Regions from separate parts of the Homo sapiens genome. Here region 1 is linked to region 2. A link is a loop called in an ENCODE intact Hi-C map of the cell type or tissue named here. Cell type or tissue: PC-3. All regions are shown on one strand. Each heading gives the region's core, and the rest is flanking DNA. Links, peaks and the distances in the headings are about the cores only.

The links. Peaks named below come from ENCODE experiments on the same cell type or tissue, not always from the same donor. Only the 100,000 strongest peaks of a DNase experiment are listed, where the experiment ranks them.
Region 1: a loop joins it to region 2, with 2.2 times the contacts of the local background. A loop is called at or near these places in 1 of 110 quality-filtered maps.

The regions. Positions count from the first base shown.
Region 1 is chr7:79,594,642-79,610,593 of GRCh38, forward strand. No RefSeq gene overlaps it. Among named protein-coding and RNA genes, the nearest start is that of MAGI2, 150 kb to the left of the region's middle. In PC-3, for the core only: no CTCF peak of the experiment used is centred there; no DNase peak of the experiment used is centred there.
Region 2 is chr7:79,546,243-79,562,194 of GRCh38, forward strand. No RefSeq gene overlaps it. Among named protein-coding and RNA genes, the nearest start is that of MAGI2, 100 kb to the left of the region's middle. In PC-3, for the core only: no CTCF peak of the experiment used is centred there; a DNase peak (open chromatin) is centred at 7,759; H3K27ac peaks cover 1,526 bases.

The sequences.
Region 1 (15,952 bases), core at 5,166-10,165, 48 kb after region 2:
TTTGTTTTTATTAGGTCATACTCTGATGTGGTTTGGCTGTGTCCTCACCCAAATCTTATCTTGAATTGTAGTTCCCATAAACCCCACGTGTCATGGGAGGGGCCGGGTGGGAGCTAATTGAATCATGGGGGCAGTTACTTCCATGATGTTCTCATGATAGTGCATGAGTTTTTACAAGATCTGATGGTTTTATCAGGGGCTTTTCCCCCTTTTGCTCGGCACTTCTCCTTGCTGCCACTGTGTCAAGCAGGATGTGTTTGCTTCCCTTTCCACAATGATTGTAAGTTTCCTGAGGCTTGCACAGCCATGCTGACCTGTGAGTCAATTAAACCTCTTTCCTTTATAAATTACCCAGTCTCGGGTATGTCTTTATTAGCAGCGTGAGAATGGACTAATACATACTCTGTGGAAATTATTGAATCTTATTCCTTTTTAAAATGTTGGTGATTATAGAGAATCCATATATGTGATATATGTGACATATATAATAAGTTTTTGTAAAAATTCTTCCTTGTCCTCTTCTTTTTCATTTATCATCCCATTGTTGTTTATAGAAACCATATATTTTTTAATATTTTAAAAAAGTTTTAATATGTATGTGTGTATATATATTTTTTTCTGGTTTTTTAATTATGTGTGTTTTATTTTCTCTGGTTTTATATCCAGTTGTCACTTTTCTTCATGCTACTAGTTTTCCTCAAATGTTGGTGACGTTTGATAGTCTTTTCATATTTTAGAATGACTAAATAGTATTTTAAATAGCAGGCATGGGTGCCTTTGCTGTTATGTAAATAGGTGTATTTTATTATAGCTCTGTCACTTAAGTAGGAAATGTAATATTGTCTTTGGCATGGGACATATCTCCTGGCAAGTTTTCTTTAAGGTAAATTGATGGAGAGTTGAATATTGTCTGAAAAAGCTCATAGTTTCACAACCAAATTCTGGGACACTTAGTGTAGGCCAGTGCTTCTTAAGCTACTTGAAGGCTTCAGGACTGTTTACATTCTTAAAAATTATTCAGTACTCCAAAAAGTTATATTTATTAAAGTACAGCAAATTAGAAATTAAAATTGAGAAGTATTTTATTAATCCATTTTAAAATAGCAGTAAACCTACTATATTTTAACATAAAAACATATTTGAGAAAATTATTTTTCAAAATGAAAAGAATTAGAATAATGGCAGTATTTACATTTTTGAAAATCCATTTAATGTCTGTCTAGAAAACTAGATTTTATACCTACTAATACAGCTGATATTTCTCATCTACTTCTGTGTTCATTCTATCACCATAAGTAAGATACTCTTAGATATGTAGTTGGAAAACATACGAATATTTTATCAGTTTTTTTTTTTTCAGGTAACTGACATTGTTCTTTGATAGTTTCACTACCAAACAAAACTCAAATACTAGATTTTAAAAAGTACAAAAATTAGCCAGTTGTGGTGGCGGGCACCTGTAGTCCCAGCTAGTCGGGAGGCTGAGGCAGGAGAATCACTTGAACCTGGGAGTTGGAGGCTGCAGTAAGCCAAGATCATGCCACTGCACTCCAGCCTGGGCAACAGAGCAAGACTCTGTCTCAAAAACAAAACAAAACAAAACAGAACAAAAAAGTTGCTTGTAATATACAATTTGACAGAATATTAACAAACTGTTATACTAAAATCCTTGACCTATCTTGCATTTTGAACGAATCTTTTTGTTACATGATTTTTTAACATTGTTCCTTGGTCATTTTGGATTCTTTCTCTTCTACTCTGTTTTCACTTGCCTTTTGTAGTGATTAGACCTGAACCTGGAAATGCCTTTTGCTTTGAGAGAGCTATAAGGAAGTGTATATTTGACTAATTAGTGCTATCTCTAGGTTTTATATGAAATGAAAAAAAATTATAAAAATAGCCCATCTGGGCTAGAGTCAGTGGGCTACAAAAGCCAACAGAAATTTAGATTAAAAACCCAGCTTATGAATAAGAATTAAGCTTTTGATGGAAAAGCCTATTCATCCTATTGGTTGGTAACTGGAAAAGGGAAGTCCATGACTTGCTAGGATGTGAATTTCACCAAGATGAAGCATCCCTAATTTGAGAGTCAGTCATCTTCAAAACAAACAAAACGGGAGGCAAAATACTATTTTGAAAAATATGAAATAAAAATTAGAACATTTTATATTGAAAAAAAGTGTTACTTTAGAAAAACAAAACAGCTGGAAATTTCTCAGGCACCACTGACTATGAATTGAAGGTAGTTCTGTTTTTTCCAAACACTGGCTTGTCTTTTGTCAATGCATTATTTTTACAAATTGCAAATACATCTGACACTGACACAGATGGAGTAAAGCAAATATACACTGAAATAATGCCTTTATCTTCAGGTAGAAAAATTTGCATCTATTGTAGCAATTGAGATAAAACTATGCCTTCTATAAGGGTTTCTGCCATGTTCTAAGACAGTGATTTTGTGGGTCACAAAACATTTAAGAATATGATCAAATTCATTTCTCTCAAAATATTGTAAACAAGTATGATTGGTAAAAATTTTTAGAGATATGTGGACTTCTTCAATCTCAGATACTAGGAAAAAAAGACAGGCTTCAGTTTAAAAAGCACTGTAATAAGAAAAGTAGTGCATCAAGGAAGAAGTAAGAAAGCTATTACTAAGTGTTAAGTCAATGATAGACTCCTTTTACATGAAGATGTAAACACATTTTTAGAGCACACAAAGGAATAGTAATAAAAAGCCTTGAAATGATTTTGGAATTATTCAGTTTCAGGTTTTTTAAATGTATACTGGATTTCTGAAAATTCCGATGCACCATTACATTTCATTAAGTGATGTAATTCATCAACATTTTCTGGCTTTACAAGACAAAATTTACTGTAATAACAACAGATTGGATCTTTGATGAATATGTTGTTGGTCATTTTCCATATCATTTTTGACAGGGTATCAGAAGGATGTATTCTATATTGTATTTTGAAAGGTTAAACTATGTTAGGGCTATGGAAATGGCAGAAAGATAAAATGACATGTATGAAGTCAGAATAAAGTGAGTGGAATAAAGTGAGCAAGGCATAAAACTAGGAAACAAATTTAATTGTGATACTCCATCTGTACTCCAAATAATGCCTAATGACAGCAGGGTGCCCAGAGTTGGGAGGAAGATTCCATGAATAGGGCTTCATCCTAACAAACAAAATTTGCAATGAAAGATTGAACTTACTTTGTAATCATTTTTAAAAAATTAATAGACTATTTTAAAAAACCTTTAGATTTACAGAAAAATTGAGCAGACTGTCAGTGACCATGTCTCCTTGCCCCCCCCCCCCAGTTTTCCTGTTATTAACATCTAGCATTGGTTAGTACATTTCTTACAATAAATTAACCAATATTGATAAGTTGTTGTTAATTGAAGTCGATAGTCTGTTTCACTCTTTGTGTTGTGCTGTTCTATGGGTTCCGACAAACACTTAATGTCATATTTCCACCATAAAGTATCAAACAGAATATCCCCTACACTTCAACTAGGCCTTTGTACCCTCCTCCTCTGCTTCTGAAACTTTGGAAACCACTAATCTTATACAGTGTCTATAGTTTTGCTTTTCCCAAAATGTTACATATTTGAAGTCACACTAACTTCTTTCAATTAACAATATACAAGAAATTCAAGTTTCTTCCACTTTTTTTCATGACTTGATAGCTCACTTCTTATTAAAGCCTAATGGTATCCCATTATATAGATGTACAACAGTTTATCTTTTCTCCTACTAAAGGAAATCTTAGTTGCTTCTAGGGTTTAGTGACTATGAATGAAGCTACTATAAATATTTATGTACAGGTTCTTAAGTGGACAGGTGTTCAACTAAATCTGGCAGATATCCAAGAGTGAGATGGCTAGATTATTTGGTAAAACTACTTTCAGTTTTGTAAGCAACTGCCAACCTGTCTTCCACAGTAGCTGTTACCGTTTTACATTTCCCCCAGCAGTAAATGAGAATTGCCCCACATCCTTCCCAGCGTTTGGTACTTGTCCGTGTTTTGGACTTTAGCCATTCTAATAGAAGTATAATGATACCTGATTATTATTTTAAATTAAATTCCCAGTGATATATGGTGTTGTGTATCTTTTTATATACTTATTTTCCATCTATTTATCTTCTTTGATGAAGTGTCTTCTTAGATCTTTGGCCATTTTTTAATGGAGTTGTTTTACTATTACTGTGTTGAGTTTTAAGAGTTCTTTGTGTATTTTGAATGAAAATCTTTTATCAGTAATGTGTTTTGCAAATACTTTATCCTAGTCTTTGGCTTGCATTTCATTCTCTTCAGCAGACAAGAAGTTTTTAATTTTAATAAAGTCTGACATAATTTTTTTAATTTCATGGTTCATTCTTTCGTCTTTACTTCTATATATACACAGACAAATCCAGAGTCACAAAGATTTTCTGCTATATTGTTTTCTAGAAGTTTTATAGTTTTTCAACTTGCATTTATATCTATGATTCACTTTTAGCTAATTTTTGTCAAAGGTTTAGGTCTATGTTTAGTTTTTTGTTTTGGGTTTTTTTTTGTTTTGCATTTTAATATCCAATGATCCAGTATCAATTGTTGAAAATATTATCCTTTCTCCATTGAAATGGCATTGTTCATTTGTCCAAAGATTACTTGACCTGTATGTGTGTCAGGGGGAGGGACAGTATATTTTGAGGTTTTATATTTTGTTTCATTGATTTCTGTCTATTCTTTCATGAATACCACTCTGTCATGATTACTGTAGCTTTATAGTAAGTCTTGCAGCCAGGTAGTATCAGTCCTATGACCATGGTCTTCTTTTTTCAATATTCTGTTAACTCTTCTATGTAAATTTTTCTCTCTTCTTGCCCATCAATGTAAACTTTAGAATCATTTTGTATATATCTGCAAAATAAATTGCTAGAATTTTGATTGTGATTACTTTGATGTATAGATCAGTTTGGAAGAATTGATATCTTAACAATATTGTGTCTTCCTATCCATTGATATGAAATATCTCTTCATTGATTAAATATTATTTGACATATTTCATCATAGTTTTGTAGTTTTTCTCATACAGATCCTGTACATATTTTGTTACATTCATACACACATACTTTCTTTATTTCTTATTTTTGGGTTGCTAATGTAAATGGTATTTTAATTTCAAATTCCAAATGTTCATTGTTGGTATATAGAAAAGTAATTAACTTTTGTATATCAACCTTGATTCTGCAAACTTGCTATAAGCTGTTGTTAATTTCAGAATTTTTTTGGTCAATCTTGGGGGGTTTTCTATATAAGTAATCATGTAACCTGTGAACAAAGATAGTTTTATTTCTTCCATCCCAATATATATACCTTTTACTTCCTTTTAAAAATCTGATTGCATTAGCCTGGACTAATGTATAATGTTTAAAAGAGTGTTAAATGGGAATATCAGTGCTTTTTCTTGATCTTAGCAGAAAAATTTCTAGTTTCTCACCATGAAGTATGATACCAACTCTAGGCTTTTTGTAGATATTCTTTATCAAGTTGAGGAAGTTTCCCTCCATTCCCAGTTTACTGAGAGTTTTTATCATGAGTGAGTCTTAGATTTTTACAAATGCCTTTTCTGCAATGTTCTGTTATTTGTCATTCTTTTTTCTCTTTGCGTTTCAATTTGGAAAGTTTATGTTGACATGCCTTCAAGCTCAATGACTTTCTCCTGGCTGTACCCAGTCCACCACTGAGCCCATCGAACATTATTCATTTCTCTTGCACTGCATTTTTATTTGTAACATTACCTTTTGATTATTTCTTAGAATCTCTATTTTTTGTTTATATCAATCTGTCCTTGTATGTTGTTTACATTTTCCACTAGAGACCTTCATGTGTTAATAATTGTTATTTTTAATCCCTATATAATTCCAAAATCTGTCTCAAATCTAAATGTGGTTCTGATGCTTATTTTATCTCTTCAGTTTGTATTTCTCTTCCTTCTCTCTTAACATGTCCTTTTAACTTTTTGTTGAAAGCTGACATGATGTGTCAAGTAATAGGATGCATTAGGATAAATATACATCCTAACAGACTCTGTTTTAAAGTTTGTTGTAGCTGTGGATACCAGAGACCAGTTTCCTCTCGTTTCCTCTTTTTTTCTCCCATATTTTTATTTCTCAAAGAATTTCTTCTAATATGAGTTTGTGTATTGCAGCTCTCTGTTGCAGTCCATGGTTATTACTGGAAACATGATGATATGATGGTAAAATTGGGAGGAGAGGAAGGATTATATAATCTTGTCATTAAATCTTCAGTTTTTACTTGACTTGAGTCTCTAGGCTGTGACCTTCAGAAGTATTTCTTAGCCTTTTTTTTGGTCGTTGTAGTGAGATAGAAAGGGTAGAAAATGCTGAAGTGGTCTCCTTGCCCTTTCCCAACATCAGATAATACTCTGGCAAAGTAACTTCCCTTCGAGGGGAGACCTTTGTTAGGGACAATGATCTGGACATATTTTTTAAAATGGTTCATTCCCCCCTGAGCATGTCTAAAATATGAGGGAATTTTTGTTAGATCTTTATAGCGACAGTCTGGTGGGGGCTCCAGGAAGGCCCTCACTCCTGCCTTTCTTTGTAACCACAAAAGTAGGGACCTAGGATCCCATCTAATACAGGGTTTCCAGGCAATTTTAATTGTCAAGCTTGTCCATGCCCTGCTTCTAAAGATTCCTGATGATTGGTGGGTGCATCAAAATCTCATAAATCACCACTAAAGAACTTACTCAAGTAATCAAACACCACCTGTTCCCCAATAACCTATGGAAATCAAATAATAAATAAAATAAATAAATGTCCCAATAGAATTTTGAAAAGATTTGTCAAAATTACTATTTAAGTGTTGTTATCAGTTACCAGCTCTAATGACTTCTGTTCCTGGTAACCTGATCTCAACTGTGATTCTCTGTGTTTGCCTCTTGCCTTACATATTTCAGAGTGATGATTTGCCCTATGACCTCAATTCTCTGGTGGCTCTAACAAAAGTCATTGATTTTTAGCTGGTTTAGATTTTTTTCACTAGAAAAAAAATCACAAAACAGCTTCCAAGCTGTTTAGATGTTGGAGCAAAATCAAATATCCACTATAGAAAATTTTCAGTTTCTTTGTAGTATAAAAACTACATAAAAATCACATATCTCCAAATTAAATTACCAACACATGTTCACAGCAGAGCATTTGGAAAATATAGGAAGTAAAAAGAAAAAAATATTTCATAGAATTCCACAATTCCAAATGCTGTTTCTGTCATGTTTCTGTCATATAAATTATATCATATTTTTGCATACCCATAAACTTATATTATTAGTTTGATTTATACTGATTTGCAGTGGTTTAGTTGCATTCAAACATAGGGAAAAAAATACTATTAAATTAATCCAATTCTTATTTTGGCTCAAATCACTGTTTACTATTTATATGGACACACATAAATAGTGACGTGCACATTTATGTGTAAAATCAAATATTGTCTTAAGAATGACTAATATTTTTAATCTAATAGAAACTTGGAACGCTATTGTCTGTGATCTATTTTAATGTAAACCATTCTTTTCTTTCTCTATGAATTTTTCCTTTTTTCTCAAATCTATGAAGTCCCATTATCTTGAAATGAGGGAAACACACATTTACATATACGTTCAGATTTTCCATGGCTTTAACTTCTGCATGTAATTCTGTTTTCTTTTTTTTCTTTTTTTTTTTTTTTTGAGACGGAGTCTCGCTCTGTCTCCCGGGCTGGAGTGCAGTGGCGTGATCTCGGCTCACTGCAACCTCCGCCTCCCAGGTTCAAGCAATTCTCCTGCCTCAGCCTCCCGTGTAGCTGGGACTACAGGTGCCGGCCACCACACAAGGCTAATTTTTGTAATTTTAGTAGAGACGGGGTTTCAGCATATTGGTTAGGCTGGTCTCGAACTCCCGACCTCAGGTGATCCGCCCGCCTCAGCCTCCCAAAGTGCTGGCATTACAGGCGTGAGCCACCGCGCCTGGCTTGCATGTAATTCTTTATTTCCTCCAGAGTTCAGCTTCATGCATGGTATATGGAAATTCTCAATTCTACCATCTGTCAAATATCCTATCAATTATTTTCTCACCACAAATGAATAATTCTTTCTCTATTGGTCAGAAGACCACCTTCATTATAGTAATAAGAATATTCTATTCCATTGATTTATTGTTCCATCTTTTTATCTTTGTGCTAGTATCACACTGTTTTTAATCCTTAGAATTTTAGTATGGGCAGAACATTTTTAATAACTTATTTTGTTTTGTTATTAAGTAACATAATGTTATAGATCAAATGTCAAAAATATGTAGTAAAATATCTTCATCCATCTTCTATTCCCCATCTGCCCAATTTCCATCTCCTTTCACAAACAGCAACTCCCAGTTAGATATTATTTACGTTTCTAGATATTTAAGTCAATACAGATATCTATCTCCTTAAAATACACAAATGCTAGTATATTATAATGTTCTTTTTGAGAACTCTCCCTAGTAAAGGAAGAGATTTCTAATTTCTGTTTACAGCTGCATAGCATTACAAATGGATGTCATATCATTTATTTAGCTATCCCCATATTGATGAACATTTAGGATTTTTTATTATGCAATTCTTATACATATTCAAGCACAATGCAACAATATCTGAAGTTAAAAATGTTTTTAAACATAATCCTTTTTTAAATTTAACTTTTTAGTTTTAGAAAATTGTAGATTCATGTGCATGTATAAGAAACAGTACAGAGATATCCCAGGTACCATTTACCTGGTTCCCCAGTGATAAATCTGCAAAACTATAATACAATATGACACTTAAGATGTTGAGCCTGATACAGTCATGATAGAGGCAATATATATGTAGACTATTGTGTCATATGCAAATATGAAGAATTATATTTTTATGATTGCTATTTCTTTTTTTTTGCCCTTTTGCACTGACTAGAACATCTACTATTACATTAAATAAAAATGATAAGGATGAAGACTATTGCTTTCTCCTCAATCTTAGAGACCAATCATTCCATTTTCCATCAAGTATAATGTTAGCTGTATGGTGTTCGTAGATATTCTTTATCAAGTTGAGGAAGTACCATTCTGATCCTATTTTTTCTGATACTTTTTTTTTAATCATATATGGGTGTTTAATTTTGTCAAATGCTTTTTCTACAACAATTAATTATCATGTGATTTTTTTATTTAGCTGATTGACTTTTTAATATTGAACAAGACTTGCATCCATGGAATAAAACCAACTTGATTATGGTGTATAATTTGTTTTAAATATGTTGCTGAATTGTATTTGTTAATATTGTGTTAAGATTGTTTGGTGTCTATTTGTAAAGAATATTGGTAGAAGCTTTCTTTTTTCGTTCTATTCCTGTCTAGTTTCAGTATCAAGGTAATATGAGCCTCGTTAAATTAATTTGGAAGTGTTCCATCCTCAAGCTCAGTCAGTGGTTGTTGGTAGTATTGTTAAGCTCTGCCCAGGAGCTTACAGAATGAGCCCTGTTGGCCTCTGCCTGGAGGCCACCCTCACATTTTGGAGCTCTATTGTCATCTCCTACATGGAGGCTTGCTTCATCAAAGTGTGCAAACAAAGATGATAGAAGAAAAACTTTGGAAATCTTACATATACATGGAAATTAAACAACACACTTTTAAATAACCGAAGAATCAATGATGAAATTTAAAGGAAAATTTAAAAATTTCTTGAGACAAGGAATAAACATACTGCTTATAAGAATAGAAATAAATACCAAAATACATTCAAAAAAAATTTCTTGAGACAAATGAGAATAGAAGCGTATCATACCAAACCCTGTGGGACACAACAAAAGTAGTTCTAACAGAGGAGTTCATAGCAATAAATGCCTACATCTAAAAAGAAAAGATGAAAGATTTCTAATAAACATCCTGACTATGCACCTCAAAGAACTAGGGAAACAAGGATAAGAATGTGTAAACTAGAAAAACAAAAACGCTTTTGGTTTATTAGAAGAAAGGAAATAAAGCTCAGAGCAGAAATAAATGAAACAGAGACTTAAAATACCCAAAAGATCAACAAAACGAAGAGTTTTCTTTAAAGATAAACAAAATCAAGAAACATTTAGCTAGACAAAAAAAAAAAAAAAGAGAGAGAAAAGATCCAAATAATTAAAATCAGAGATGAAAAAGGAGACATTACAACTGATATCATGTGAATACAAAGGATCATAAGAGACTATTTGAACTATATGCCAACAAGTTTGAGATCAGAGAAATAGTTAACTTCCTGGACACTTAAAATGGGCCGAGATTAAATTTTGGAAAAAAATAGAAAATCAACACAATAAAGGCCATGTATGACTAATTCACAGCTAACACCACACTAAACAGGGAAAAGCTGAATGCTTTTTCTCTAAGATAAGGACAAGATTAGGAACAAGACAAGGATGCCTACTTTTTTTTTTTTTTTTTTTTGAGGTGGAGTTTCAGTTTTGTTGCCCAGGCTGGAGTGCAATGTGCAATAGCATGATCTCAGCTTACCGCAACCTCCGCCTCCTGGGTTCAAGCGATTCTCCTGCCTCAAGCTCCCAAGTAGCTGGGATTACAGGCATGTGCCACCATGCCTGGCTAATTTTGTATTTTTAGTTGAGATAGGGTTTCTCCATGTTGGTCAGGCTGGTCTCGAACTCCCAGCCTCAGGTGATCCACCCACCTTGGCCTCCCAAAGTGCTGGGATTACAGGTGTGAGCCACCACTCCCGGCAAGCTTGCCTATTTTCAACACTCATATTCAATATTTTACTGGTAGTCGTAGCCAGAGCGATTAGGCAAGAGAAGGAAATAAAAGGCAATAAAAGTTGGAAAGGAGGAAGTCAAATTGTCCTTGTTTGAAGATGACATGATCTTCTATATAGAAAATCCTAAAGACTCCACCAAAACACTCTTAGAACTAATAAATGAATTCAGTAAACTTGTAGAATACAAGATCGACATACACAAATCAGTATTGTTTCTATATGCTAATAACAATCTGTCAAAAAGAACAATCTGAAAAAGAATTAAAGAAAATAACCTCATTTACAACATCTATGAAAAAAAGACACCTAGGAATAAACTTAAGGATATAAAATATCCCTACACTGAAAACTATAAAACATTGATAAAAAATTGAAGACATAAATAGAGAGATATCTCATGTTCATTGATTGGAAGAGTTAATATTGTTAAAAAGACCGTAGTACTTAAGTCAATATACAAATTTAATGTAACACCTACAAAAATACCAATGACATTTTTCACAGAAATAGAAAAACAACCCTAACTTCAAATGGAATCACAAAAAAAGCAAATAGGCAAAACAATCTTCAGTGAAAAGAACAAAGATGGAAGCATCACACTACCTGACTTCAAAACTATACTACAAAGTTATAGTAAACAAATCAGCACTGTACTGGCATAAAATACAGACACATAGACCAATGGAACAGAATAGAAAGCCAGAAATAAATTCATGCGTCTACAGTGAACTGACTTTCAACAAAGATGCCAAAAACACACATTGAGAAAAAGAAAATCTTCAATAAGTGATGCTGGAAAAAGTGCATATCCACATTCAGAAGAAAGAGACTGAACCTACAATTTTCAGCAAACACAAAAACCACCTCAAAATGGGTTAAAGACTTAAATGTAAAACCCTTAATAATGAAACTACTAGAAGGAAACATACAGGAAATGCTTTATGACATTGGGCTGGGCAAGAATTTTTTAAAATAAAACCTCAAAAACATAGGTAACAAAAACAAAAATAGGCAAATGGGATTACATCAAACTGAAAAGCTTCTGCACAGCAAAGGAACACAATCAATAGACTACAGAGACAATCTACAGAATGGGAAAATATTTGTAAACCATGTATTTGACAAGGGGTTTAATATATAGAATACACAAGAAATGTCACAGGAAAAAACAAATGACCAGATTTTAAAATATGCAAAAGACATTAATAGACATTTCTTAAAAAGGACATGAAAAAATTCTCAGCATCATTAATCAACAGGGAAATGCAAATCAAAACCACATCTTTCTCCAGTTACAATGGCTTTATCAAAAAAGCGAAAGAAAACAAGTGTGGAGAAAATGGAACACTTACACACTGTTACTGTGATTGTCAATCAGTACAGCCACTATGGAAACAGTATAAAGGTTCCTCAAAAAATCAAAAATAGAACTACCATATGACTCAGAAATCCCACCTTTGGGTATATAACCAAAGACAATGAAATCAGTATGTTGAAGAGATATCTTCACTTCCATGTTTATTGCAGCATTATTTACAATAAACAAGATATGGAATCAACCCAAGTATCTAACAATGGATGAATGGATAAAGAAAATGTTGTACATGTACACAACTGAATACTATTCAGCCACAAAAAAGAAGGAAATCCTGTTATTTTCAACAACACGGATTGACCTGGAGGACATCACATGAAGTGAAATAAGCCAGACACAGAAACACAAATATTGCATGATCTCATGTGGAATCTTAAAAACAAACAAACAAACAACAGTTGATATCATAGAAGCAGAGAGTAGAACAGCGATTATCAGAAACTGGGGTAAGGAGGGGAAAGCAGCGGATGGGGAGAGGTTGGTCAATGGTTACAAAGTTTCCATTAGATAGGAGTAATAAGTTCTGGTATTCTATTCCAGAGTAGGGTAATAATGGTTAACATATTGTATATTACAAAATAGCTAGAAGAGGCTTTTGAATGTTCTCACCACAAAGAAATGATACATGTGTGAGGTGATGCATATGCTGTATACCCTGATTTGATCATTATATGACATGTATATGTATGAAAATATCAAATTGTAGCCTATAAATATGTACAATTACAAAGTGTCAATAAAAACAGATGGCCATAGGGAGAGTACTAGCAAAAGAGAAGACACAAGGAGCTTATTAATTTATTTTTTATTACTAGAATACAACTTCTTAATTGAGAAAGCAAGTCTATAGGCGTTATTTTATTTACTCCGATTTATCAGATGAAAATATGCCAGCTGCGAAATTTTATATGATTTCCCTGAATTGCTTGTCTCAGAAATTAGAACCACAAATCTAATCTGAATTCATATGTACCTTTTGTTTCTTAGATTTTAATGTGGCAAGTAAAATAGGTATGCAGATTGCTGAAATGCACAACAGTATAGAGGAAAATGAAGTAGGAAAGAGATAAAATGTGTTGAACCATTGCTATGTGCCAGGCCATTAAAAAAACTTATCTTCTCTAATATGACATCACCATGAGATAGGAATTGATAGCTTAATTTTAACAGAATTTGAAGATTAATATGGTTGGCTATATTTTCCAAGTGTAGTAGCCAGTCTTCATTATGGCTCCCAATAATCTTTGCCTCCTCATATGCCTACCCTTTTATAGTGCCCTCCCACACTGCACCAAGGCCTATTGGCCTTGTGTGACCAATAGAATACGGCAGAGGTGATTAGATCATAAAGCATTGCAGTTTGTACCTTGGACTCTCAGATCACTGGCTCTGGGAATTCAGCTATCATGCTATTTACACAATCAAGAAGCCCCATGAAGAGTTCAATGGGCAGAGCACTGGAAACCCTGATCATTAATTAACATTAAATTGTCAGCCTTTTGAGTGCACACTCTTGTAAATGCAAACTCCAGTCAAGCTTTCAGATGACTGCAGCTCCAGGAAACATCTGATTGCAATCATAGGAGAAACTTCAAGCAGTTACTATCCAACTGACCCCTCCCAAATTCCTGACTTACAGAAACTGGAAGAGATAACAAAATATCATTGTAATTTTAAGCCAATATATTTTGGAGCAATTTCTTATGCAGCAATAGATAACCAGTACACTAAGTAGCATAGTAAATATTGAGGCCTAGATTTAACCAAAGTGTCCAATTCAAATACTATACTGCTTTGAATATTTATTCCGGAAAGCATATCACAATATCAAATTCTAAAGGTTCACTGTTTCCAGATATGTCTAGGAGGGGACGAGGAGGGTCTGCCTTTGCATGAATATCTTAAATGCATCATGGAGAAAAAAAGCTCAATTTAAGGGAAGGGGAAAAGTATCAGCGGCCTTAATGGCCACTTTTTCTCCTGCATCCATTATACCTTTTGTAAGTTATCCGGAACCTTAAAAGTTTAGCTGTTCTATGCAAGTATTCTCTGACTACTAGGATAGTTATATTTTCCCAGGAGCAAGCTTTTCTCAATTGCGTCTGTTTGTGTGCGTGTACTGTGTACATATACACACATGTGCTCATGAATGCATGTGTGCATATGTGTGTATATGACTTTCAATATTCCATAAAAGGGTCTCTGTTGCTACTGTCTAAGGGCAGAGAATATTTCTTCTTATTCTTCTGGGAATCTCAGGGTCATCACAAAACACATATTGCTATTTCTTTTATAAACCAAAATTATGACTGCCTGTTACAGACTCAAGCATGTAATGCTCATGGATTGTGCAACCTGAGTTGGTTTATTTCATTTTCCTCAGAAGCCTTGCTACCCACTTTTTCAAATTTAAATCTCTAGTGGCAAATATATTTCTGATTTCTTTGAGATCTAAAGCAAGAACACAAATGATGGTCAACATATTAAATGCTTATATATTTCAAAGCTATATATCAGATTATAAATTCTAAAATATATTCTATCTCCTATGTTGGCCAAAAGACCTTTGATTTTATTTTATTTATATATTTTTGCTTTTTAATTTCTTTTAGGGTTAGAGATTCTAGAACTACCTCACAAGACGTCAGCCCTGTTCACAGGCAAGGGGAGGTAAACAGGGCAAACGGACCTTTTAAATAGAAACAATTAAAAATAGAACGTGTGTGTGTTTGCGTATGTATATATATATGTGTGTATCTCTCCATATGATTGAGGTGAAATATAAAAAAAGTTGAATGTAAGTATTGTTCAACTGGTCAATGATGATGTTTGAGTGATAAATACTTGTAATTTATAAATTACTTAGTATTTAGCTCATAAAACCTGTTTTTCTTTTACTTTAAATCGTGATGTTATTAATATAATGTCTTTTGCATAAATTGTGTTCTTATAATAGTAACGCCAAATTAAACAATTTTCTTTAGTTATTATGGTTCTTTGGGTAGTGTTTTATTCATATTAAGTTAAAGATATCTTGTTCTGCTCAAATTATCACTAAGTTGGAATTACTAATAAATTCCTTACAGCAATATTTATATCCAGAAATTAACATGAATTTTATCCTCAAATACTGTAAAATGACCACACATGTCATAAATTATAATTATCACATTACTACCGAAAAGCTGACTTTTATCACTTATAAAATATGTTTGCCCTCTCTTACAGTAATATTTAGCTATGCTTAGTAATGTGAACAATGATTATGTTTCATTCATGTTAATCTAAATTTACAAATATACATGTTTGGCAATATATAAATTGTTTAATATTATACGGTATTTCTCCTTTCCTATTGATAATTTTGCAAATATGATAATTCTTGAGTACTTCCAGAACTATGCTTTGGACACAAAGAGAAAAATAAAATAGGTGTTTGGAGCTACTGTGAAATGATATCCCATTATAACAAAATCTATTTTATTCATGCTATTTGAGAGGAAGGATTACATGTTGATTCACTTGTCTTTTCTCTTACCTAAGCATCCCACCAATGAAATCCTTCTGGAACTCTGAAACAGTTTCCCTCTCCAATGTCAGCAACAATCCAAACCACAAACTTCTATGATATTTGGACACAATTAGCTTTTGTTCCTAGGAGACACAGTGCAGGAAATGTGGAGAAATGTTTCCTTTTCTTTGTACTATCATTCATCACAAGAGTAGATACATAGTTACTGGTTGTGTCCTAC
Region 2 (15,952 bases), core at 5,654-10,653:
CTTCTATAGGTTTATTAATTTCTGCTTATTCAGCCCCATAATTCTTACAGATGAATTTTTATCATAGTCTTCACAATTTCATGGTATATATTAATTTCCTTTAGAATTTTGGTTTTGTTGGGTTAGTCTGAGATTCTATGATGATTAACAACTGTATACTTGTTCACTAAAGAGCCCTAGCGTAAGAATACTTTTTTTTTTTTGAGACAGAGTTTCGCTCTTATCACCCAGGGTGGAGTGCAATGGCACGATCTCGGCTCACTGCGACCTCCGCCTCCCAGGTTCAAGCGATTCTTCTGCCTCCGCCTCCCAAGTAGCTGGGATTACAGGCATGCACCACCACGCCAGCTAATTTTGTATTTTTAGTAGAGATGGGGTTTCTCCATGTTGGTCAGGCTGGTCTCGAACTCCTGACCTCAGGTGATCCACCCACCTCGGCCTCCCAAAGTGCTGGGATTACAGACATGAGCCATGGTGCCCAGCTAAGTGTGCCTTTTTCTAACACCTTTTTAAGGGAACCAAATGTATCTAATATACTTATAAATTTTATGTAATTTTGTATACAAGAAACTACACTGGTGTATATACAAGTGCAATCACTGGTGTATATACAAGTGCAATATTTTTAGAGGAGAGATGGGCTCATGCTCATGTTCATCTTAGCTGCCTGGCCCACTGCCTTCTGGTTTCATATTAGCTATATTTTATTTATGTTTTCTCTTTTTATCAGAGTTGTTTATAATCTACAAAATGTCAGAAAGAAATTCAAGGGCATTTATTATACCATATATTTCATTATGTTACATAACCCATGTAACAATAAGTCCAAAATCAAAACTAGAAAACATATTCTAGAGGTAGAATGCAGGTAAAATATCTTATAAGTATTATTGGAAATAAAGGGATATCTTCCACCAAAAGAATCATTATTTTGAGGTGGTGGTGTTGAGGAAATTAAGACCATAGCATTGGAAAGAATACAGTAAGATAAGTTATTGGGCAATTTGACAGTTTTGTTTAATACATATAGCAAACCAGAATATATCACCTATCTCACCTACTTTTACTGTCTGCGATGATATTTTTCACTGTGATGCAATACTTAGATAAAAGACATTTGATGGTAAACACATTTTTTGGGCCTCTATCTAATATGGCTTCAGTGATGGTGCACGACTTCATTACCATGTCAAGAAAATATATGTGAGAGGGCATTTCAATAATTACATATGCTCAGTTTGAATTCTTAATATGTAGGAGGAAGAGAGAACTATAATTTTTTTTCTTAATGTTGAACTCTGTATTGCCTCAGTTATTTATCATCTGGGAGAACTGAGAATGAGTTCACATAAGGGAGTTTGAAGCTAACATAAAAGGAAATAATTGATAGTCATGTGACACACATACAACAATTTATTTTTTAGTAATTATTATCTTTCCTTAACTGTGGTATTTATTTTTTGTCTATGAGCTTGAAAACACTTAGCTGATACTAACTGGTTGAAAGTCAGTTGCCAAAGAACAATCTATTATGAGAAGGTATATACTCAATTATTTTCTTTTGTAAATCATGATTGAAGGGGAAAAAGAAATGGAAACAATATCTCTTGAAAGTCATTGCAAAAACAAATTTATACAACTTCTACTTCCAGCCAAGATAGACTAATAGAAACATGAGGAATACCCTCTTGCCCCAAGGAGCTTAAAACTAGAAAAAAAAATGATGCTCTATGTTACAACTTACCAAATTTTGCACTTTAAATGAATGCAGGATTTATTTTTAGATTTATCTGTCAAGAAAACTATTTGTAAAAATACCTCAGGTTCTAAATCTCTAAATCTGTACTATGTGTATTTTAGCCATGAATACTTATCCCACTGAAGTCTGGATTCAGCAAGAGTTTCATGGTCTTGTCTGGGATACAACTATTGTTATTCCAAAACATCTTTTTAATTTTGGATGTTTTCTACACAAAGAAATGATAAATGTTTGAGGGGATGGATATGCTAATTACCCTTAATTGATCATTACACATTGTATACATGTATCAAAATATCACTCTGTATATACCCCTATAAGTGTGTACAATTATTACATGTCAACTTTTTATTTTTTTTTTATTTTTTTTTATTGTTTTGAGACGGAATCCAGGCTGTCATTGAGGCTGGAATGCAGTCATGCGATCTCGGCTTACTGCAGCTTCGCCTACGTGGCTTAAGCGATTCTCCTGCCTCAGCCTCCCGAGTAGCTGGGATTACAGGCACCCACCACCATACGCGGCTAATTTTTGTGTTTTTAGTAGAGACAGGGTTTCACTATGTTGGCCAGGCTGGCCTCGAACTCCTGACCTCAAGTGATCCACCCACCTCGGCCTCCCAAAGTGCTGGGATTACAGCCATGAGCCACTGTGCCTGGCCCTACATGACAATTTTAAAAGATAAATAATTAATTTTAAAATGAGTTTCAGGCATTAGATCATGTGAACATATTAATTATGTAAACTACTTTTGCCCAACTTTTGTATGAATCATTGCTTTAAATTATGTTGTCACAAGCATGCAAGATACTCATTGCTATTGAGTGAATTGCATCACCCTCCAAAGTCATCTGTTGATGCACTATACCCCAATGTGTTAATATTTGGAGATAGGCCTTTGGTGGTAATTACGTTTAGATAAGATCATGAGGGTGGAGTCTGCATGATGGGATTGTGCTCGTATAAGAAGAGACGCCAGAGAGGTTCCTCTTCCTCCATCCTGTTAGAAGGCAGCCATCTGCAGGCTAGGAAGAGAGCCTTCACCAGTGCCCAACCATGCTGGCAGCCTGATCTTAAACTTCAAGCCTTCAGATCTATGTGAAACTTTCTGTTGCTTAAGCCAAAAAATAAAAAGTATTTTCAGCTCTTCACTTTGCCAATAACAGCACCCATCATTTTACTCTCAATATAAATGGCTGAAATGAAATTATTGCTCAATTCATAAAGAGGTTATAAAATTCACTATTAAAATACTATTAAAAGGTATTTATGTGTTTACCAATTCTCAGGATTTTATTCTTACGACTTACGTATTAACTCCCTGGGGGTTCAGACACAAATAAATTCAGTTCAGATAAATCCTGGAGTGGCTTCACTCACGTGCATTCATACTATTCAATTATTATTGGCAGAAAATTAGGCTACAGCTAATTACATGATTTGGTAATTACTTGCATTAGTCCTTTCTCCCTTTTATATATTGTCTGCATTTAGGAGTGAAATGTATTACTGCATCATCATAGTTAACAAACAGCCAAAATAGTAATAGTTGTTTATATGCTAATCAACTAAATTAGTCTCTTGTTTTCTGAGATTTAGAAGTTAGTAAAATTTTATAAGTATTTAAATATGCAAGCACTTTGGCAGCTTCTTCTGAGTAACAAATTAGACAATAGCGAACAGCATAATGTAATCTGGTTTTCTTGACACTGTGCATTAGAACAAAACGATTTGAAATTTGCAAATTATTGAATTTTGGTATATTCTTAGATTAAAATTATTTCATTTGTTTAACTGCTGATGGTTCTATATTTGTAGTAATTAGTAATTAATTCAATACCTTATTTTTTTCAAAATTATATCTTGTTTTCTTTGTGTTAGATTCTAATACTTTCAGAATGAGTAAGATAGTCCCTACCCTGAAAGATTGCCTGTATGGTGGGAGAACTATGTAAGCCAAATACTGTAAGATAAGTACTATGGTACAGAGAAGTATGCAGGGAGACACTATTTAGCTGGTGGGCTTGGCAAAATTTTAATTTAAAAAATGTTTATTTATTTTTTTATTAATTAATGATTATTTTTTAACGATTAAAATTTAATACCAAATTCAAACAATATCTGCTTCCTCATCTGTTCTCTACCATGTTGACTTCACAGAAGCAATAACTTTTGTCTGTTTTTACATCTTTTGACAATTACAGTTATATCCTTATTATCAATATGGTGTGTTTTTTTTTTTGTCTCTTAGACATTATTTAGTTTCTGATAGAATACATATTTAGATTATTTATCACCTTCTTTCCCTTCTTTTCCCAGCAACTATTCTCACTTAAATATAATTTTCCTTTTTAATTTCAAGTGGAATACTCAAAACTCTAGTTTTTATTCCATTAACCATAGACTTTATCTTTGGACTCCTCATTTATAAAATGGAAATATTAGCCCTTGCACCATTGGCATCTCTACTCTCCCAGCATCCCACCTCCTAACTTTGATCAGCTATACTTTTAGTGTAATGTGGTCAATGTCCATAACATTTAATCCTCTTATAAGCCTCCATGCTCCTGAGTTGGAAATAATCACTCTGAACAATCTATGGGACAATGCATGTAAAAGGATTTAAAATAGTACCTGGCACACGGGAAATGTTCCATCAGTGGAAAGATTTTCTTTGCAATTATAAAAAGTTAAGTAACTAGTACAGAGAATGACACATGTTTAGTTTTAATAACTTTTAGTTTCCTCCATAATTCTCATCTCTTTCTCCTGTTTAAAGATAGCAAAATACAAATTATCTCAGATGTGATATTTAATATTCTTTTTACGTAGAAATTAAGATTTAAGAGTTTGACTATTAAAGTTTATGTAACCATTATTCACTAATTTATTTTTAAAACAAATATATATAATATTTTATACTTGTAATATTTTATAAGCTATACATAAATCATATAGGAATTCACTAGTAACCTAATTTTTATGCTATGCTAATCTGTTATTTCAATATTCTTAACATTGTAGAGTGGTAGTGACACTTTCCTTTTCCAATTCAAATAAATGTTATAGAAGTTAAAAATTAAAAATATACATCAGTAATCAATTATATTAAATTTCCATTTAAAAATATTTTATTTTATATACTTAAATTGAGTTTTTAAATTTTGGTTTTATCATCATTTATGTGAAAATATACTATATTAACTGCCATTCTAAGATTTAAGTGGATATATAGTTGTGCTTAAAATTAAATCTCTCTGAAATTTGAGTACTACAACTTTATTTTAATATATACATTTAATTTTCAAATGTATTTGACCTGGCTAGGTCCAGTCTAACACATGTTCATATAGGCACATTTGTATTTATTTATTCATCGTTTAATTTACAATTTGTAGCAAAAATGACATTTTAAAATCTGAAAATATAGTAAGGGCATAGTTTATATTTTATAACTGGAAATATCTTAGAATCGCAATGTAGTATTCGGAGGTCCAAGAAATAGAGAACTTCCATACTATCATGGGTTAATGGATGGTATTGGTTTAAATGAAATATGATAGCTTTGATGTACCTTTAACTTGTATAAGTTATTTTCTAAAACTAGTTTTATGATAATTATAAAGGCAATCCATGTACCATATGAAATATAAAATTAATACTGACATGTATGAGAACATAAATTATAGTTTCATTACTCAAAGAGAAACACCATTGATATTCATAAATATTATCTTCCTTTAGTTTTCCCTAAGAAAGACATATCTTAAGGTAAATGAAATATCATATATAATATTTTATGGCTTACTTTTCAATTAAAGTTATGGGCCACATATCTCTCCACAATAAAAATTGTTTTTGCATTCCACTTTCAGGCATAATAGTCTACACTATGATTACACATCAATGTGTTTAACCATTTCCTTGAATTTGGATATTTAGGTTGTTCCCAGAGTACCCTTTCAAAAAATAGTGTTATGATTATTTTTTCTATTAATGTTTTTAGAATAAATTCGCAGAAGGAGGATTATAGGATCCAAAATTATTGGACTTTTAAAATTTCTTTGAAGTTTGTCTAAATTTCCTAAAATGTTTTATCGGTTTTTACACATATTAACAGTGTTTGTCAAAGTTCATTTTACTTATCTCTCTGCAACATTGGTTAATTTATTTTTACCGTTTTAACACTTGAAATATAAACATACACATCTCATTGCTCTGATGTATATTTAGTTGTTTACTAATATGGCAGAATAAAAAAAATATATATATATGCAGCTGACATTACTATTTTCACCAAAATTCATTTGCCCTCTACTTTTAGAAATATGAAAGGGTTATAGTTTCTTATCCTGTGGAAGTTATAGATGGCCATATGTCCTGCCAACTGAAATATACTTTATTAATCTGCCTACCTATTATATTTTAGTTACTTTAATTCCATAATTTATTTTCTATCTAAGAGATATAGTCCCCCATCAATCTCATCAGTCTCACTATTTCCTTTTCAAAATTTTCTAAGCCTGTCTTCCATGTTTATTTGTTCATTTTTATGTTAATATTATTTTAAAACTTTGTAAAATTAAGTGCATACTTTTGCTTAAAATTATACTGGCAAGAATAATTTTTTTAATTAAAAATAAAAATTATGCTGAAATTGCACTTTGATTTGAAAAGAACAGCTATTTCAATAATATTGTCATTGTATGTCAGCACTTAATATAGATCCTCCAGTTTCAAAGTAGAATATTTTTGTAGGTGTTTTATAGTGCAATATATCCTTCATTAATATCTTCCAATAATTTTTTGTTTTGTTTGTCATTATGAACAGTAGATTATGTTTTCCAACAGATTCTTTATCAATATTATTAGAAGATTATTATTAATTTTTGTATCCATAATTTATAAAGTACTGTTAATTTCTAATGATTTTCAATAAATTATTTTGAATTTTCTAGCAATGTAATTATTTTGTCTGTGATAATAAAATTTGGATGCTCTCTAACATTCATTTTTATTATTTCTGGCTCAAATTTTATTGCAATGGCTTAAACTTTTAGAAGATGTGTTAAGTAAATTGTTGACATAAATCAAAGTTGCTTACTTCTTAATTTTCTTAGAAATGTATCAAGTACTTCCATCTTAATTCACGTATTGTTGGTAGCTTTAAGATATACAGAGAGGCATTTTAGCATAATAATTATACTTACGGATTCTGGAGGCAGTGTGCTGAAATTTAAATCATGATCAACTTATTTAAACTCTCTGTCCTATTTTTCTCTAATAGAGGAGTGTCAATAAATGAGAAAAACTAAGAATAATAGATAAAAAAGACAAAGTATAGTGCCTGGGTCATATTAATAATGCAATATATATTAACTATTTTTATTATAATGGTTTCCCAAAGTCTTTGTTTTTGTAGGCACCCCTTTCTCCTGTATTACAAATCTTTTGTAGAATCTCTTATCTCAGAAAAAAAAAAACACATTTTTCACCTCAGATTCCCCTCTAAATACTGTCCCATACGAATGTTGTTCAATCTTCCTAAAATAATTATCTGCAATTCTTGTCTCAGAACTCCTCACATCCCTTTTACTCTTCAACCCACTGCTATCACCACTTCTTAAAAGCAACTGTTCTTGTAAATATAGAAGTCTTTCCTTCTCTGTAGAGAATATGTTCCAATACCCCCAGTGGATGCCTGAAACTACAGATAGTACCAAGCCCTCTGTATACAGTGTCATGTTTTTTCCTGTACGTGCCTATGATAAAATTGAGTTTATAAATAAGGCACAATAAGAGATTAACAACAATAAATAAAATAGAACAATTAAAACAATATGCCAATATCACTACTTTTGTGCTTTCGGGCCATTATTAAGGAAGATAAGGGTTACCTGAACACAACACGGTGATACCACAATAGTCAATCTATGACTGAGATAGCTACTATAAGACTTATGGCCTAGTAGTGTGTGCAAGGTGAATACCATGGGCGAAAGAATGATTCATGTCCTGGTCATGAGGGAGTGATACAGCAAGGGATTTCATCATGCTACTCAGAAAGCTGCCATGCAATTTAAAACTTATAAATGGTTTATTTCTGGAATTTTCCATTTAATATTTCTGGACTCTGTTGACCTTGGGTAACTGAAACCGTGGAAAGTGAAACTGCAGATAAGAGAGGACTACGGTATTGCTAATGATCTCCATCAATCCAAATCCAATGGCTACCTTTATCCTCATTTCACTTGGTAGTTCCAAAGGATTCAGTACAGTTGACAACTCCTGCCTTCTTGCATCTTCTTTCTCTTTTACTTTCATACATTCCAGGGTTTCTAGATGTTTTCCTAGTCATTCTTTCTCAATCGTGTGTGTGTCTGTGTGTGTGTGCATGTTTGATGTCTAAATATTCAAATTCTGTGAGCTCATCCTGGATAGCTTTTTCTTCTTAAGTCTCTCTTTAGTTGGCCTTATTCAGTCCTATTGACTAATATTTTACCTATTTTCTGTGTCAAAGACAAAAACTACATAGGTAAGGAGTCTGATTTTATTTAGGCTATTGCAGTAGATGCAAAGATCCAGACTGTCTCAATTGGATAGTTTTGTCTTAGACTTTCACTGGAAGGAGCAGACAAGTTTCAGTTGAGATTGGTTTGCAATAAGGGAAAGTATCAGTCGGTCAGCGGAATAGGACGTGTGAATCTCTGTTTCTAGATAGTTACATTCTAATCTCAGCTAATCACTGAGAAGATACGGAATAGAGAGATGGCTAGAGGTGAAAGAGAAAGGATCTGTGTTTGGCTTTTTCAGTAGGTTCAGGCAGAAGAGGGAAGATATCCGTGCTTAGTCTTGTCACAAAGGAGTGATTTGTGCATCTTTGGGGAGTTAAGAGAATGAGAGGATAGGGAGGTTTTTGTTTTGTTTTGTTTTTTGTTTTTGTTTTTGTTTTTGTTTTTGAGACAGAGGCTCGTTCTGTCACCCAGGCTGGAGTGCAGTGGCGCTATCTCGGCTCACTGCCAACCGCCACTGCCTGAGTTCAAGCGATTCTCTTGCCTCAGCCTCCCGAGTAGCTGGGACTACAGGCACCCGCCACCACGTTCCGCTATGGGTTTTTTTTTTTTTTTTTTTGTATTTTTTTTTTTGTATTTTTACTAGAGATGGGGTTTCGCCACGTTGGCCAGGCTTTTCTCAAACTCCTGACCTCAGGTGATCCGCCCTCTTTGGCCTCCCAAAGTGCTGGGATTACAGGCGTGAGCCACCGCCCCCGGCCAGGTAGTCTTTTTTCTAAAATATATGAGGAATAATATTCTCTGAGGTAAGTCATTTACTGGAACATAAAAGAGTGGGGGGATTTCTTATCCATTTCTGTTTTGGGGAGCACAGGTCTCAGTTAAAGTTCAACATTGTCAGCTGATAACTCCAAAACCGCATCCTGGCTTTCTCATCTCTTTTTAGCTTTACTATCACTTCCAAGTTTATGACAGCCATATTTATTGTAATAGTCTTATGACTGATGTTTCCTGTCTTATTTTGGATTCCTTAAAATACCTTGCCTGTATACCAGTTAAAATTTTGTTTTTAGTAAAATAAACTTTTCCATCAAGAATCTCAATCAGAAACTATTTTGTTGATGTACACATTTATCATCATCTTCCTCCACAGAATGGAAGCTGAGGTTGTGCCAGTGTGCCTTTCTGTAAGTAAATGGGTACTTAAATGCAGCCCATTGTCTGATGGCAAAACAAGTGCCCTGGAGTGGGCATGAGTCAGTCCAGAGGATGGAATCCCTCTTTTTATCTGAGGACCATAGAAAGGGAGAATTTGTATGTATGAGAGGCGGTCCTGGTAGCAGGCATTTTGTCAATTTTATTCACAGATGTATATGCAGGCCTAAAATGATCTCTGACTCATAGGCAGCAAATGTTTGTTTAATAAAGGAAACAAATTTGATATTTTACTATATTTTTGGATATTTTGAAACAAATTTTATAAAATAAATTATCAGCTCCTTAAAATTTTGAAAGAATTTAGGCACAAGCTTCACTGTGCTGATAAAACATTTAGGAAGCAACAGTTTCATGTAGCATTCATTTTTTTATACGGTTTTCTGTAATCTTTTCAGACTTGTACCCCACAAATGTTGCTAGTTAAAATATATCCAAAAATTATCTGTTACCTGGATAAAGCTATAAGTGTTTCTGTGTCTCCATATTTTCTTCCTTATCACTATGGTTGAATTTTTGTTAATTTAGTCAATGTTAATTTGTGGTCAAAATATTAGCCCTCGGATTTCTTTTTACAAACTTTACCTAGTTAGCATTTTTAATTTTATTAAATTCTATTTACATTGCTATTGTTTTGGCCTTCTCACCTTTCTAAAATTTTCTTGACAACTTTATTTTTAATAAATTTTATTGGCATTATAGATTCTTTCATACGTAAAAACTAATGATTGATTTTTATCTCTGAGTATATTTTTGGCCATTTTCCATGCCATTGTATTATTTTCCTAAATTTTCTTTTTGATAACATGGATATTTTGACAGTGTTTTTAAAAACATTGTAGTTGGTTGAAATACCTTTTGTTATTAACTATACAACTACGGGTAGAAAATAAATAGGACCTCTATTATTTCCTGTATTTAGATTTACTTGTGTGCTTGGATGCGTGTATGTGTGCAGGTTATTATATAACAAAGTTGTAATATCTGTGCACTTAAAAAGAAAGTGATTTTTAGTGTTCTTCATGCTTTTAATTAATTAATTAATTAATTTATTTATTTATTTATTTATTTTGAGACGGAGTATTGCCCTGTCACTCTCTTGCCCAGGCTGAAGTGCAGTGGAGCAATCTCCGCTAACTGCAAACTTTGGCTCTCAGGTTTTCCTGCCTCAGTCTCCCGAGTAGCTGGGATTACAGGTGCATGCCACCACGCCCAGCTAATTTTTTTGGTATTTCTAGAAGAGATGAGGTTTCACCATGTTGGCCAGGCTGGTCTTGAGCTCTTGATCTTAGGTGATCTGCCTACCTCAGCCTCCCAAAGTGCTGGGATTACAGGCGTGAGCCACCGCGCCCTGCCTTCTTCGTGCTTTTTAAATATGCAACTGTTATTTTTTTACACTGGATAAGTCTGTTGAAAATTAATTCATTTAAAAAATTTATCCAGTTTACCATAGATTAAACATTGTGCCTTTAATTTTTGTACGATTTGTGTGTGTGTGTGTGTGTGTGTGTGTGTGTGTGTGTGTGTGTGTGGCTTTCTTGTTTCTATTCTTTAGGTGGGCAGGAGGGACTGCGGCTCTTTGGCATTGTTTTAGCACATTACCATTCATGGCCTTATGTTTTTATTTTATGTTGTGCCCTTGAGTATAGAACTTCTAGGCAGAGCATGAAACAAAGCCACTAGGTTCTCATTAGTGAAGGATACACAGAGGTAGGGGCTCTTTCCTTGTTGCTAGCTGCTGTAGACCTAGTCATGGGAGTTGAAGAACACTCTCTCCCTAGGAGGTGGGGAGAGTAGGAGCCAGAGGGCAAAGGAGGCAACTTTTGTGTTCAAAGACATCCTGAACATCCCATGCATGTCCTAAAACATCTCTGACAGGGGCATGCAATATGTGGGGCAGATGAGCACACGACTCTTGGGGAGAAGTGAGCTGTGGAAAGCTATGGTGGGGATTGGGAATCACCGTTTCAGGTATTGCCTCGGGCCTGGCACAAATAAAACCATCCACAGACTGTAGGCTTCTCCTGCCCCCAGAGAATGAGAAGGCGGCACAGGGCCAAAGCTAGAGTGCAGTGTCTGGGATCCAAAGATTCTGTGCAGCATACAATGCACAAGCCAACATTTTAGGAGACTTTAATTCAAACAAACAAAAAACTAGGCAGATTCTAAAAAAGAAATTACCATTTTATGAGATTTTAAGAGATTATTCACAATAAATTGAACCAAAATCCAGGGAATGATACAAAAGTGAAATGGCTCAATTTTGTGGTCTGAATTTGCTCTGCTCTTTCAACAGGACTGTGTAATAGCCTGGTGTGGTATATAAGGGTAAGAACAAAATTCCTTGATCTGAGATGGACACTTCAGGTTTTCTGTAGGATGTTTCTACTCTCATACTTGAACTGAGTGGGATTTTAGACAACAATTGTTAAGTACTCTGACCTGACTTTGAGAATAGCTATTTTTCATGGGTTGGATCCTGGTTTCTAGGTTCCATATATTGTATGTATTATTTAATTTTTTTGTTTTATTTATATTTTTCTTTATCTTGCTTCAGAATATTTATTTACTATTGCCTTATTGTGGCAACTCAATTGCCTTTCATTTGGATTTTATTTCAGTTGAAGCATCTTTCAAAAATATATTTCCAATATGTTGTATTTTGTTCTTCTTTTTAATTAATTAATTTGGATCTTATCTTTCCATGTAATATTGTTTTTGTCTTATCTGGAATTTTTCTTATTATCTTACAACCTTTTCTCTATATTGTCATATTTTCAACACACATTTTATAATTGCAGCACTGACCCACAGATCTCACTTTTTGATTATTGTTTTAAAACAACTAGAATCACATAGAATAATTTATAGGGTTTTTTGTTTGTTTTTGTTGCTTTTGTTTTTGTATTTTGAGACAGAGGCTCACTCTGTGTCCCAGACTGGAGTGCAGTGGTGTGATCTCAGCTCACTGTAACCTCTGCCTCCTGGGCTCAAGAGATTCTTGTGCCTCAACCTCCTGAGTAGCTGGAACCACAAGCATGCACCATCATACCGGGCTAATTTTTGTATTTTTAGTAGAGACAGGGTCTCAGTACATTGACCGGGCTGGTCTTGAACTCCTGAACTCAAGTGATTCACCTGCCTCAGCCTCCCAAAGTGCTGGGTTTACAGGTTTGAGCCACCATGCCCGGCCAGGATAGTTTATACTTTGTCATTGGAACACAGATGCCCAACCTCAGCTTCCCAGATCTGTTATTTCCTCCATTTCAACCTTTCTAGATCAATTTTTCTCCTACCCCGTCTGGCACAAGGTTGCTTGTCCCAAAGCAAGCAAGTCATGCTGCCTCCCAAGAAGCGGTTCTTGAAGTTCCCCATAGCAGGAAAGGTCAAAACAAAATGAAAACCCTTTTGGTTGAAGCTCAAAGTTTTGACTCCTCCGTACTCTGCCTGATTTTATTTACAACTTAGTATCCTCTGGCAATTGTTTTTGTACTTTGTCCAGTATATCAGCTGTAGGGTTGCTCTGTAGGGGCTTACATACCTACACTGTCAGCAGAACTCTCTCCTGACATGACATCCAGGTACTGAACCATTGGGTAGGTTGGCTAGGTTGCTGGTTGAGAAAGTTTACATATTTTTTTCTTTCTTAGGTATGTAGCTTTATATAAACCAGAACTCTAGGTAGATATGATAGCAACATCTTTCACCATTTATTCAGGAGAATGAGTGGGAGGGCCCTCTGGCCCAGATCCTGCTCTCATGCATTGAGCCTGGTTAATTTATTCTGTTGCCTATGGAGTAATTTTATTATCTGTTATAGAGAGAAGAGACTTTCCAGTTATCTCTACTAGCTTCTAACTAGTTTAGTAGGCTCATAATATAAGCTAACATAGTGGTTTTGTGTTTATTTGTGGAGGTCTTTCCCTTTTTTTTAGTCTTATTATTTATGTTTGGCTTATTTATTTTATATTTTATCTGTCACTGCTATGTACCTGAAGCAAAGGTGGGGCTCCTTAAAACCTAAACCTACAAAGCCATCTTGACAATAACAAAGTACAACTTAACGTCATAGATTCCCATGCAGGGTTTAGCACTGTACTTTATAAAACAAAAAATGCTTACTAAAGCATCAGAAAAGGACTCCCACATGACTTTCACATTTACTAAAAAGTATAAAGAAGTCATTCTGATTAGAAATGTTTCCTTGTTTTTCAATGGATTCACAGAAGCATAGTTCTCTATTGCAAATTCCTTAAAACTAATTCAAATGAGATTCAATTTGCATAGTTTCAACTCACAGACAACATTGTAGAGTGAAATACACCATCATTCCTATGAATCTAACTTTCACTCCATGGGTACCAAGAAAAACGGCTACTTTAACTTGGTAAGGCATAGCTAGAAGACCGAAACTGTCACCCTCAATCAATTCAGTGTGCTTTTTAGTCACCTCTGATATTCACTGATTGTTGTTCTTTCCAGATTTATCAGGATATCTGACCTTTCTCAAACTATAAAACTTATTGCATTCAAGTGTTGTGATTGATCCCTGTCTTCTCTTCTCATTTGGCTCTTTCTTGTTGTAGCTTCTCCCTCTTTTTCAGTTAGTTTCGGGGCTTGAACACATTCTGTGAGTTCCTGAATTCCTTGCCATGACCTCTCCCCTGTTCTTTCATTCCTTTCTTTCTTGAGTCCTCTATTTCTTTATTCTCCAGCAACTTTCTAACAGAATTGCATTAATCCTGTTGGCCTTTCAAAATTTGAAGGAGAGCGAGTTGGTCTGAAATTTTCAGTGCTGTGTCATCACCTCTTAGCATAGTATCCAATATATAGTGACCTCCCACTAATATGTCTTGAATTAAATATTAGTTTCTGAGGCTATCTCCTAAATACCCAGTTGACACTTCATCTCCTCCATCATGACCCTCTTTGTTGATGCCAGAAGGTGTGGACCCTACTGCTTCATTACCACATTGTAATGTAATTACTTGTTTTGTGTCTTTCCCCCCATCAAGCTTCTGCAATCCTAGCAAATAGGAGTTGTGCTATAAATGATAATTGCACTGATCTGTTGAATTATTTGTTAATGTTTTGAAATCAGTCAGATCCAAAAATTGAAGAAGAGATGATGAACATGACAGCCCGTGACAGTTATATGGTATAAAAATGTAGAAGATGACAATTTCTTTGAAGGCAGAAACCATAGCTTTAAAATTTTATTTTCATGGGGCCTAAGAACTGCTAGTCAGAACATAAACTGACAAATAGTTAAATTCAATAAAGTGATAATAATCAAGAATTGAACAAGTATAGGTGAAGGTAGGACAAGTTGACTTTGAATACTTTTTAATTATCAAATTGAAAAGTTAATCTATTGGTTTTTAAAATATAACTGATTTCCTTGAATGCCATTGCTCTTCTACTTGACACTATAGTCCCAGATATTCTTCTTTTAGATATTTTTTGAATCTCAATTTCATTTTTTATGCTAATTACTTTCTTATCCTTTCAAGGTGTTTTCAGATTAAATTTCCCCTTTCATGAAGCTTTATTTGACAATTCAGTAAATATTCTCTATCTCTTCCATTAATTTTAATAGCCTTTACTATTTATGCATTAGAGTAGAAGGTCATGTACTTTGTTATTAAAGCACTTAAGAGCCAAATATTGGAGCCAGATTGCCTGGGTTAGAGTCCAATATGTACCACTTACTGGCTATGTCACTTTGGGCAAGTTTTTCAAATTTCCTGTGATACCGTTTTATTTTCTATAAAATGGAGATAATAAATAATTCCAGCCTCATCAGATTGTTATTTTGTTATTAAGTTAATATATGTAAACTACCTAGAATAGTGCCTAACACATATTAGGTGCTAAGTGTTAATATTTTTCCATTTATTGCATTTCAAAATTTTTTTCATAACTCTTTAAGTTTCATATACCTTATCTTAAAAATTGGAATGAAAAGATCTACTTCGTGGATTGATTATAAGGCTGAAATAACTGCAGCATGAGAAATAGTGTGAGGCAATGGCTGAGAGTACAATTGCTGGATTCAGACTGCCTGAGTCCAAATGGCAGCTCTGTCACTTATTGACTATATCATCTATAACAAGTTACTTAAAACCACTTGACCACTCATACCCTCAATATTCTCCCCTGTAAGCTGTGTATAATATCGCACTCATAAAATAGACTTATGTAGAGAATAAAATGAGTTATTATATGTAAGATGGCTAGAAAAGTGAATGGCACATAGTTACTATTCAAAGTACTAGCTATTTTTACTATGAAATCACCCAGCCTAATAAATTATCACATATTTCAATATATTAGTTTTAATGAAAGTTTCATTTCTCCCCTATATTAAAACTCTTAGTGAATGGAAATACTTTTCTTTCTAACATCCTAATTTGAGTAAAGGCTATAACCCTTATTCTGTGAGTAAACTTGTTCAAGTACTGCTGA